Regions from separate parts of the Homo sapiens genome. Here region 1 is linked to region 2. Evidence: read pairs that join two places in POLR2A ChIA-PET (ENCODE). Cell type or tissue: Panc1. All regions are shown on one strand. Links, peaks and the distances in the headings refer to the core of each region. The heading gives the core; the rest is flanking DNA.

Region 1 (5,381 bases), core at 196-5,195, 82 kb before region 2:
GTGGCTTGTCCAAGTTCACATTGTCGGCTGGAGAGCTGGAGCAACAACACAGGATTCATGCCTTGAGCACAGTGTTCTATCATAGGATTTTCCTACTTAAAAAAGTAATTTGATAAAATTATTTTGGAAATGTATACAATATAGAAAGGTAAAAAGAAGTCCATTAAATCACCCCTAAACCTCAACACCCGGAGGTAAGCACTGTTAACATTGTGGGTTGTGTTTTTATTTATTTTCAAATATTTAATGTGTAAAACAGGTCATACAGAACACACAGCTGTGCGTCCTGCCCAGCCAAACTGACCATGTTTTTAGCAGGCTGTTGGCAAAGAGTGTCAAGAATATCTTAGAGCTGGGCATGGTGGCACGTACCTATAATCCCAGCTATTCAGATGGCCGAGGTGGGAGGATAGCTTGAGCCCAGGAGGTCAAGGCTGCAGTGAACTATAATTGCATCACTGCCCTCCAGCCTGGGCAACAGAGTGAGACCCTGTCTCTAAAATATATACATATATATTTTTTAATTGACATTTTTCAGCCCACTAATTCCATTTCTAAGAATCTATTCTGGCTGGGCACAGTAGCTCACGCCTGTAATCCCAGCACTTTGGGAGGCCGAGGCAAGTGGGTCACCTGAGGTCAGGAGTTCAAGACCAGCCTGGCCAACATGGTGAAACCCTGTCTCTACTAAAAATACAAAAAAATTAGCTGGTCATGGTGGCGGACACCTGTAATCCCAGATACTTGGGAGGCTGAGGCAGGAGAATCACTTGAACCCAGGAGGCAGAGGTTAGAGTAAGCGAAGATCACACCATTGCACTCCAGCCTGGGCAACAAGAGTGAAACTCCATCTCAAAAAACAAAGAATCTGTCTTCCAAGAATGGTCAGATGTAAGCGAAAAATTATTTACAGAGACTTTATTTTATTTTATTTTATTTATTTTCTGAGACAGGGTCTTGCTTTGTCACCCAAGCTAGAGTGCAGTGGTGTGATCATAGCTCACTGGAACCTCGACTTCTTGGGCTCAAGCCATCCTCCCCATTCCTCCCAAAGCACGGGATTACAGGTGTGAGCCACTGTACCCAGCCAGCTTTCATTTTAATGTAATTTATAATAGCCAAAATTGCCAACCTCATAAATGTAAAAAGTTAGAGGAATCGTCTAATAAATTGTAGTTTTGCATGGAATACTTTGAGGTCATTAAAACCACATTTTCAAAAAATGTGTGATGCCTATGATAATTGTCCTCTCCCACTATCCCTCCCTCCATGTTTGCCTCGATGCTCAATGCCTGTAAGCACGTGTTCCAGGAATACCCCTCCTCTGATCCTACTGTAACCCCTTTGAATGCTACGAGGCCAATTGATCTTTCTCTTTCAGATCACTCGTAGCATATATTGTCAGTACCAAGTGTTTTGGACGGTTTTTTCATTTTACTATTATTTACTATATACTACTTCTATTTGCTTCTCTGGCATGTATGTAAGAATGTGTGTGTGAGGCTGGGCACAGTGACTCATGCCTGTAATCCCAGCACTTTGGGAGGCCAAGGCGGGCAGATCATCTGAGGTCAAGAGTTCAAGATCAGCCTGGCCAACATGGCGAAACCTCGTCTCTACTAAAAATACAAAAATTAGCCAGGTGTAGTGGCGTGCGCCTGTAGTCCTAGCTACTCGGGAGGCTAAGGCAGAAGAATCGGTTGAACCAGGGAGGCAGAGGTTGCAGTGAGCTGAAATCTTGCCACTGCACTCCAGCCTGGGCGACAGAGTGAGATTCCGTCTCAAAAAATAAATAAATATATAAATAATGTGTGTGTGCGTACATTTGTGTCCATGTGTGATTGTGTATGTATTTGTAAGAGAGAAAAGGAACTCAGAATTACCAACGGCTCGAGGGCTGGAAGTGTGACTTACACATCTTCATTCTTTGCCAGCTCTTCAGTTTCAGCATATCTTAAACTAAATTCATCTCCCTCAAATCTGTGCCAATGCCACAAAAACCTTTTTTTTCCGTGCGCAAGACTTTCTAAACTGGCTCTTCCTCCTGCATTGCCAGTTCATTCGGTGATATCACCCCTTCTCCTTTGGGCCACCCAGATTTAAATATTTTGGAATTCCTGACCGTGGAATCCTACCATTGTGTTTTTTTTAAGTCTTGTCATGTGTCTTTTTCTGTTCCGTTGCCACCATCGCAGGCAGCAATTTTCCATCACTTCAACTCTGTCTCCGCTGAGCCATCTGCTGGCAGACTCTTGGCCCTTCAGACTATCTCGTGTTCAACCACTTGTTTCAGATATTTTTACCCCATCACTTCTCTGGCTAAAAAGCCACCGATGGCCACTTATAAACGGTCATTATTGAATGAAGTGCTAACTTCTTATCCTGGCACATGGGTCCCTCCTTAATTTGATCCCAACCCATCCATCTTCCTGGTTTTATTTTATTTATTTATTTAGAGATGGGGTCTCGCTATGTCGCCCAGGCTGGCCTCAAACTGCTGGGCTCAAGTGATCCTCCTGCCTCAGCCTCCCAAACTACTGAGATTACAGGCGTGGGCCACCACACCTGGCCCTTCTTCCTATTTTATATCACACCACTTCCTGACTAATATCCCAAGCTCCTGCCACGCTGGTGTAAGCACCAACCCCAGAACACACCCTGTGTCCTTGGGCCTCCTCCGCTTACTACTGACTGGTGAGATCTTGGATAATTTGCTTAACCACTTCCACCTTAACCCCTCATCTATAAAATGGGGATAATGCTAATGACACCTTCTTGAACTCCTGGCCTCAAGCAATCCTCCCATCTAGGCTTCCCAATGTGCTGGGATTACAGGCATGAGCCACCACGCCTGGAAACACCTTCTTTACAGGGATTGTGGTGAAAGCAAAGCAGATGCAAGAATGCAACAACCATCATTTATTTGCTCACAGTTTTGCAACTGGGGCTAAGCAGGCAGGGACTGCTTGGCAGCTGAGGTGGATCAACAGGGCTGGAGGATCTACCTCCATGTGGATCACTCGGAGTTGGTGACTTGGTGCTATTGGCTGGGAGTTCAGCTGGTACCATGGTCCTGGAGCCTCAATTGTACTCCACTTGGACTTTCCAGGTGGCTTAGGGACTTCCCATAGCATGTCAGCTGGGTCTTTCTAAGAGAGGGGAAGCAGAAATTGCCAGGCCTCTTAAGGATTAGACCTAACTGGCAGAGCATAACTTCCATCACATCCTATTTGTCAAAGCCGTCATAGGCCAGCCCAGATCCCAGCGGGTGGAGAGATAGGCTCCACCTCTCCAAAAGGGAGTGGTAGGTGCATGGGAGGAAAGAAAAAATAATGACAGCTATCTTTGAGATAAGTCCCCACCTTAGGGTTTCTGCAGCCTTGTCTAGTAGAAGAGATGCTCAACAGTTTGCATTTACTGAACTCTTAAAGCTTGTTACTTTTGTCCCAAGATTGCTTGGATTGCTGCCACAAATCATGATTTGACTTTTTCCTCTTGCTGTGATTAGTCATGATATTCCAAGTAAATATTAAGCTCTTTGAGGGCAAGACTCTTATCTACAGTAAACAATTTTTATTCCCCCCACAGAGATGTACACATTGTTAACTGTGAATATGCAGCATTTGACTTATTTTCAGCCCTAGCACTTGATTTATTGACAGCCGTAGTACACGGAAGGGAACACAAGAGTTGCTTTTATTGAATTTTTGTTGGGTCAGGAGGCTTTCTGGGCTCTGAGGAAGACTCAGAGAAACGGCTCCTTTGTTCTCCAGCCCTGCCCAGCCCAGAGCCTTCCAGAAGGGAAAACTCAGTGAGGAGGCTGCAGACTGCCGAGGGCGTGTTGAGGAAATTCCATTCAAGACCCTCATTTCCGAAAGTGCTCTGTGATTAGCCCGGCTTTGTGCCAGCCCCAGTCCAGAGGCAGAGAGGCCAGCCCTTAGGTCACCAAAAGCATCAGGAAAATACAAATGCGGGCCCCTTTACAGCCCGGCACAGGAGGTTAAAGGATTTGCTTTGTAGTTTGTTTATCTCACAGACTGAAGCCAATTATCCCAATTACTAAAAAAATAAAATAAAGTTTACTACAGATTGTATTTTTAAGTTCATTTAATCTCCAAAACAGGCTGCTACACACAGTTTTCCTTTGGTTCCAACAACTCACGCCCAGTCTCTGTGGCAGGGAAGACAGCCCCTAAGGGTCACATGTCCAAGGGCCAGGGGAGGTCAGAGGTCACTTAATGGTTCCCAAATGCGCTAGCAAGTAGTCATAGATTTGAACTTTGCATTGTTGCTGCGGACCCAGGGCCTTCTTGGGAGGGGAGAGCTGGGGGAGCTATCTCTGCAGTTCAAAGGCGGGCGCTGTGGTTTCACTTGGCTTAAGGTTTCAGTCCTTGAATCCTAAACACTATCCCCACTGGCCTCCTGTGCATGGGAGGTGGGGGGTTGGGACTTGGGATGGACATTCTGTGTAACCCCAAACTGCAAGCCCTGCAGCTTCACGGTGGCCTCGGAGCTGGGAGACCCTCAGGATCAGCATCAGAGGCTGAAAATACTGGTGACTATTTTCAGAAGCCCATGAGTATTGATGCAGAATGCAGAAGGCCCAGACCAGCCAAGAGCTCCTCACCTCCAAGCCCAGTCAGGACTCTGGGATTCAGAAATGCACCCCAAGTTCTAGCCTTAACCACCAGCAGAGTGGGTGTTTGCTAGACAGTGTGAGTTGAAAAGGAAGTCAAAGGTCCCAGATGGTATGGTCCCCTCAAATAAGCATCTCCACATATACCTGAAAATCTACCATAAGTATGATGTATATTTATATCTATTGACATGGAAAGATGTGTTAAGATACAGAAAGTGCAAAATGCAAGCCACAGATCTGCCAAGGCGGGCAGATCACCAGAGTTCAGGAGTTCGAGACCAGCCTTGACCAACATGGTGAAACCCCATCTCTACTAAAAATACAAAAATTAACTGGGCATCATGGCATCCACCTGTAATCCCAGCTACTAGAGAGACTGAGGCAGGAGAATTGCTTGAACCCGGGAGGTGGAGGTTGCAGTGAGCCAAAATTTCACCATTGCACTCCAGCCTGGGCAACAAGAAGGAAACTCCATCTCAAAAAAAAAAAAAAAAAAAAGGAAAGAAAAGAAAAGAAAAAGAAAAAAGAAAACACTAGCCTCGGGCTTAGAAAGTTTGCTGAAAATGAAGAATGAAGATTTTCTAGGCACTACTCAGACCTGTTAAATGAGAATCTTGGAGGCTTCGGGAGAGCTGAGGAAGGGTGTTTTTGTTTTGTTTTGTTTTTTTCTTAATTGAGACTGAATCTGGCTGTGACGCCCAGGCTGGAGTGCAATGGCACAATCTCAGCTCACTGCAACCTC
Region 2 (5,381 bases), core at 210-5,209:
TTGAAATGTTCTCTTGGACTTTTCCGTGCAATACAGTCGCTCTCCAGTTGGCTTTGAACAACCTTTACCGTATCCTTGGTAGAACTCCAGCTGGCTGTTAACAGGTGAAGCAGAGGTTGCCAACACAAGGGAAACTGACTCCATTCCCCATCATGTACTCCTAATCCCAGGACCATCAGAACAAGAACTACAGACTTGATAAACATTATGGAAACACACACCTTCGTGTTCATTTTATTTTAGGGCTGATCTTTAACTAAGTCATGGTTAAAGAATTAGCTTAAAAAAATTTAAAATTTGTGTACAGGAAAATTTACTCTGTGGTGTACCGTTCTGTGGGTTTTGGCATATGTGTAGAGTCACTTATCCACCACCACGGGCGAAGCAGAACAGGCCCATCACACCAGAGCATTTCCTCTTGCCGCCCCTCTGTAGTCAGCCTCTCCTACCCCTGGCATCCACTGTCTCACTATAGGGACATGGTTCTCTCGTCCTAGAGTTTGGGCTTTCTAGAATGTCAGATAGCAAGATGCGTTTCAGATTCATCCATGTTTCTCTGTGTTTCGATACTTGGTTCTTTGTCATTGCTGAGTAGTATTCTGCTGTATGGATGTACCACAGTTTATTCATTTGCTGGGTGAAGGACATTAGGGTTGTTTCCAGTTTTTGCTAATTGTGAGTAAAGTTGCTGTAAGCATTTGTGTGAAACAGGTTTTTGTGTGAACATAAGTTTTTATTTCTTTTTGCTAAATGCAGTCACGTGTCGATTAATGCAGGGGTACATTCTGAGAAATGTATCATTAGACAGTCTTGTCATTGTGCAAAGATAGAATGTACTTACACAAACCTAGATGGTGTAGCCTACTATAGCCTACTATATACCTAGGCTATATGGTGTAGCCCATTGCTCCTAGGTTGTAAACCTATACAGCATCTTACTGTACTGCATACTGTAGGCAGTTTTAATACAGTGGTAACTATTTGTGTTTCTGACCAATCTAAACACATAAAAGGTACGGGAAAAATATGGTATTATAATCTTATGGGATCACTGTGTGTACGTGGGCCATTGTTGACCAAAATGTTGGTTTGCGTTGCATGACTGTTCCTAGAATTGGGGTGGCTGGATCACATGGTACATACATAAGAGTTAGAAGTTTGAATGAAAATAAATCCAACTTGTAACTCACAAAAAAGATCTAGCGTTGACAGCTGCAGTTAAGACTCGCCGAGAAAGAGATCGTAGTGAACATTGTCTGAAGACACACGAGAGATGATCATGATAATAGAACACTCTCTAATGGGATGACATGCTTTGTAACCCTGAACTAATCAGAATTAGCCAAAAGTGGAAACAGAAAACTGCAAGTGGTAAAATATCCTTTATTTCCTGCAGCAATTATTTTTAATCTCTTCGGAAACATTTGGCAGTCTAATTTTTACATTCAGGTTCAATAAAACACAAAACAACAATAGAATAGAAATTTTGGAAAGTGATACCACAGATCATTGTTGAAATCTTAGTTGTGTGTTATTAACTTCTGAATTATAATTTGATTTATGGACTGCCAAAGTATTGGGGTCATTTTATTAATAATATTTGAAGTTATTCAGCTTTTATGTATTTTTAGGAACTGAAAATGTTTAAGCAATATTCAGTGAAAGCAGTGAAGAGGGGAGATTTTGGAAGATTTGTTTGGAAGATTTTGGAAGATCTGTTTTTTTTTTTTTTTTTTTTTGGAGTTGGAGTCTCGCTTTGTTGTCCAGGCTGGAGTTCAGTGGCGTGATCTCGGCTCACTGCAACCTCTGTCTCCCAGGTTCAAGCGATTCTCCTGCCTCAGCCTCCTGAGTAGCTGGGATTACAGGTGCGTGCCACCATGCCTGGCTAATTTTTTGTATTTTTAGTAGAGATGGGGCTTCACCATGTTGGTCAGGCTGGTCTCGAACTCCTGACCTTGTGATCCGCCCGCCTCAACCTCCCAGAGTGCTGGGATTACAGGTGTGAGCCACTGTGCCCAGCCCAGGTTGTTTTTTTTTTTTTTTTTTTTTTAAGGATAAAATAGCTTTCAGGATTGGGAAGAACAGACAAAGGTAATGGTGGTACAGATGGAGGGGAGCCCAAGAAGTGGGACATGATGTTAACCTGGGGATTGCCTTGTCATTTAACAGATGCTTACTGAGTGTTTAAGCACTGGGCATTGTGCTAAGCACAGGAGTGCAGAGGGAAAAGGGCCCCAGGGAGAAAAATCTAGTGGAAGGAGCCCCCAGAAGCTATGATAGGAATGTGAATAGGCCGCCTCATGCCAAGCGTCCACAGAGGAGCTGTGAAAGACTGGTAAGAATATGTGAGGCAGTCAGAGCCTGGGAGAGCATCTAAGTCCATGCAGCACACGTGGAAAGGTCTGGGGAGAGCTTGGTGTTTCGAGTGGGGTGTGGGTGTGCGAGGGGATGGAGCTGGAAGGCAGTTGAGGGTCACCTGATGAGGCCTTTTGGTGCAGTGCCTTGAGGATGGACTTCTGTGTAGGCAGAAAAGACGGACCTTTCGTTACAAAGGTCCTGTGGCAGCCCCATGGAGGTTGGAATAGAGGCTGTACAGGCTGGAGGTAGGGAGGCCAAAGAGGGAACCGGCAATCCAGGAGAGAAAGGATGAGGGTCTTTCATCCCAGGTGTTGTTTGTGGGGATGGAGTGGTAGGTGGGGGCTGCTTCAGGGGCCAGGTAGTGCCTGATTGGAGGAGTAAGGCTGCTTCTTAGGTGGCTGTCTGGGGGTTGCTTGGAGACTGGGTGTTCTGTCTTTGAGATAGCAAATTCCGAAGGCAGAATAGATTTGGAAGAGTGGAGGTGGAGGGACTTGATACAGTGAGTTCAGTTTTGGGCTCCAATTGCCTCTGGCTCTGTGAGTCTGGAATTTAGGAGGGTTGCTTGGGCTGGAGGTCAAGATTGGTAGTAATGAACATAAAACAGAGAGGATAGAAGAAAGGTGTTTTAAAAGGGGTTGGGTTTGGGTCCCCTAAGATAGTGGCTTACGTAGTAAAAACCATAAACGAAGCGGCAGGGGTGGCTGAAGAACTTAGAACCTGTGCTTTAGCAAGTTGGAGGGCAGAAGATTCCCAGGAAGGTAGAAAATGTAGCTAAAACCTGCAGATGCTGCAGTAGGTGATGGCACTTTACGTCTGTTATCCCATTTTTCTGATTTTTAAACCTTTTCTTAGAGGTGGGGTCCTGCTATGTTGCCCAGACTGGACTCAAACTAGCTGGACTTGAACTCCTTGGCTCAAGGGATCCTCCTGCCTCGGCTTCCCAAGCAGCCAAGTAGCTGGCACTATAGGCATGCACCACCGCAGCAGCTATTATGTTACCTCATTTGATACCGAAATGATGAGAGGAGCTGTACATGTTTTTCCCTGTGGTACCAGTGGGGAAACAGACAGAGACCCTCCCAGCTCGTAAGTGGAAGTGGAAACAGGATTTGAAACATGCTCCTTCTCACTGTGCTGTTCTGCCTTGGGGGAGCACAGTTGGTGGACTGAGGGGTGAGCATGGAAGCTGTTTCAGGGTGTGGAGGTGCCCAGAGAGGGCACAGCAGGTGCTAAACAGCAAAGACACTGGCGCCGTTCACGTTGGAGGTGATAGCTGATGACTGCCAGCGTGAGAATATGCAGTGGAGAAGTTTGAGGTACACTCAGGGCCTTTGTATTTAGCCAGATTTTCCTGATTGTAGTCAGCACAGAGAGCAGGGCATCTGTATTTGCACCAGAGACATCTCTAGAAATAGCATGTTGAAAAGACTTATTTTATTGGGCACTGGGGTGAGGATACAGATTGGAGGGGAGAAGGGCTAGAAAGATGTATTTGTTTTATGTATTCTTTGAAAAGGCTGAGAAAATCAAAGCAAATTGAAAGTGGTGCCGAGAAGAATCTTTTGTTCCAACAATAAATAAACACAGTTTAAAGAATTCTTTGAATCATCTTCTACGGCAGGAAGTTCTATATTCTGGCTGTTTTATAATGAGGGAGAGCAAATTCTGTTTAATCTAAATCTGGAGACTGAAATAAGTAATTTTTAGACAGACGCAGAGCGGCTTTTTTAGCTGTCTCACATATTCCTTATGAAGGATCACTCTTTAAGGATGGTCTTCAGGGGCCCCAAATGCAGATTTTGTATTCTTCTGTTTTCAGTCAGTTATTATTACAGCTTTACATAATTAGAGCTTTTAGACATCTTGAGTGATCCGTAGAGACCTAAAGATAAAATCAGGGTGTTGTGGTTCTTGAACTGTTTTCTTACCATCAGCCTTTGCATTTTGGGACACAAACTCCTCCTTTCCCCAAGGCTGACTCCCGGGGCTAGTAATGGGTATTGATTTTATCATTTTCTTTTGTGAGGAACAAATTCTTTCTAGGGATTTCAATAGTAAGAATTAGATAGTTGAAAAACCTAAAAAGGTTAGAAAATTCAAAGCCCTCTGTTTTAAAGGACCCCATAGCTGGAAGTACTTCACACATTTGTAGTTATCTCATTTTCTACAGTGAGCCCACATTGGAGGGTGGGGCCATCAGGTAACCAATAGCAGGTTTAGAACTGGAACCCAGCACTATAGTCCTAGCCCAAGACCGCATTCATCATTACCTTCTCTCTGCCTTCCAACATTTATCTTTTTTTTTTTTTTTTTTTGAGACCGAGTTTTGCTGTGTCGCTCAGGCTGGAGTACAGTGGCGTGATCTCGGCTCACTGCAACCTCCGCCTTCCGGGTTCAAGCGATCCTCCTGCCTCAGCCTCCTGAGTAGCTGGGATTACAGGCATGTGCCACCACGCCCGGCTAATTTTTGTATTTTTAGTAGAGATGGGGTTTCACCATGTTAGCCAGGATGGTCTCAATCTCCTGACCCTGTGGTCTGCCCACCTTGGCCTCCCAAAGTGTTGGGATTACAGGCGTGAGCCAACACACCCGGCCTAAAATTTATCTTATGTTTTATTTTTTTGAGGCAGGGTCTCACTGTGTCACCCAGACTGGAGTGCAGTGCTGCGATCTTTGCTCACTGCAGCCTTAACCCCCAGGGCTCAAGTGATCCTCCTACCTTGGCCTCCCACCTCAGCCTCCTGAGTAGGTGGGACCACAGGCACATGCCACCACGCCCGGCTAATTTTGTTTATTTTTTGTAGAGAAGGGATCTCTCTATGTTGCCCAGGCTGGTCTCAAACACCTGTGCTCAAGTGATCTGCCTTCCTTGACCTCCCAAAGTGCTGAGATCAGAGGCATGAGCCACTGCACCCAACTATGTTTTGATGGTATTTAATCCTCCTCCTATTTATAATCTTTATGTGAACCTGAAAACACGATTTGATTAAGTTAAGCTTTACCGAGGTACTTGTTGAGAAGCT

What was found. ChIA-PET counts read pairs that join two places held together with the same protein. Peaks named below come from ENCODE experiments on the same cell type or tissue, not always from the same donor. Only the 100,000 strongest peaks of a DNase experiment are listed, where the experiment ranks them.
Region 1: POLR2A ChIA-PET joins it to region 2 with 5 read pairs; 8 of 35 experiments call an interaction of 5 or more read pairs at or near these places.

The regions. Positions count from the first base shown.
Region 1 is chr18:58,785,802-58,791,182 of GRCh38, forward strand. No RefSeq gene overlaps it. Among named protein-coding and RNA genes, the nearest start is that of LINC01926, 25 kb to the right of the region's middle. RefSeq lists an enhancer at 3,315-4,120. In Panc1, for the core only: no CTCF peak of the experiment used is centred there; no DNase peak of the experiment used is centred there; H3K27ac peaks cover 4,903 bases.
Region 2 is chr18:58,868,045-58,873,425 of GRCh38, forward strand. All of the region lies in intron 2 of ZNF532 (zinc finger protein 532), which reads left to right. Among named protein-coding and RNA genes, the nearest start is that of ZNF532, 5.9 kb to the left of the region's middle. RefSeq lists an enhancer at 1,929-2,910. In Panc1, for the core only: no CTCF peak of the experiment used is centred there; no DNase peak of the experiment used is centred there; H3K27ac peaks cover 3,739 bases.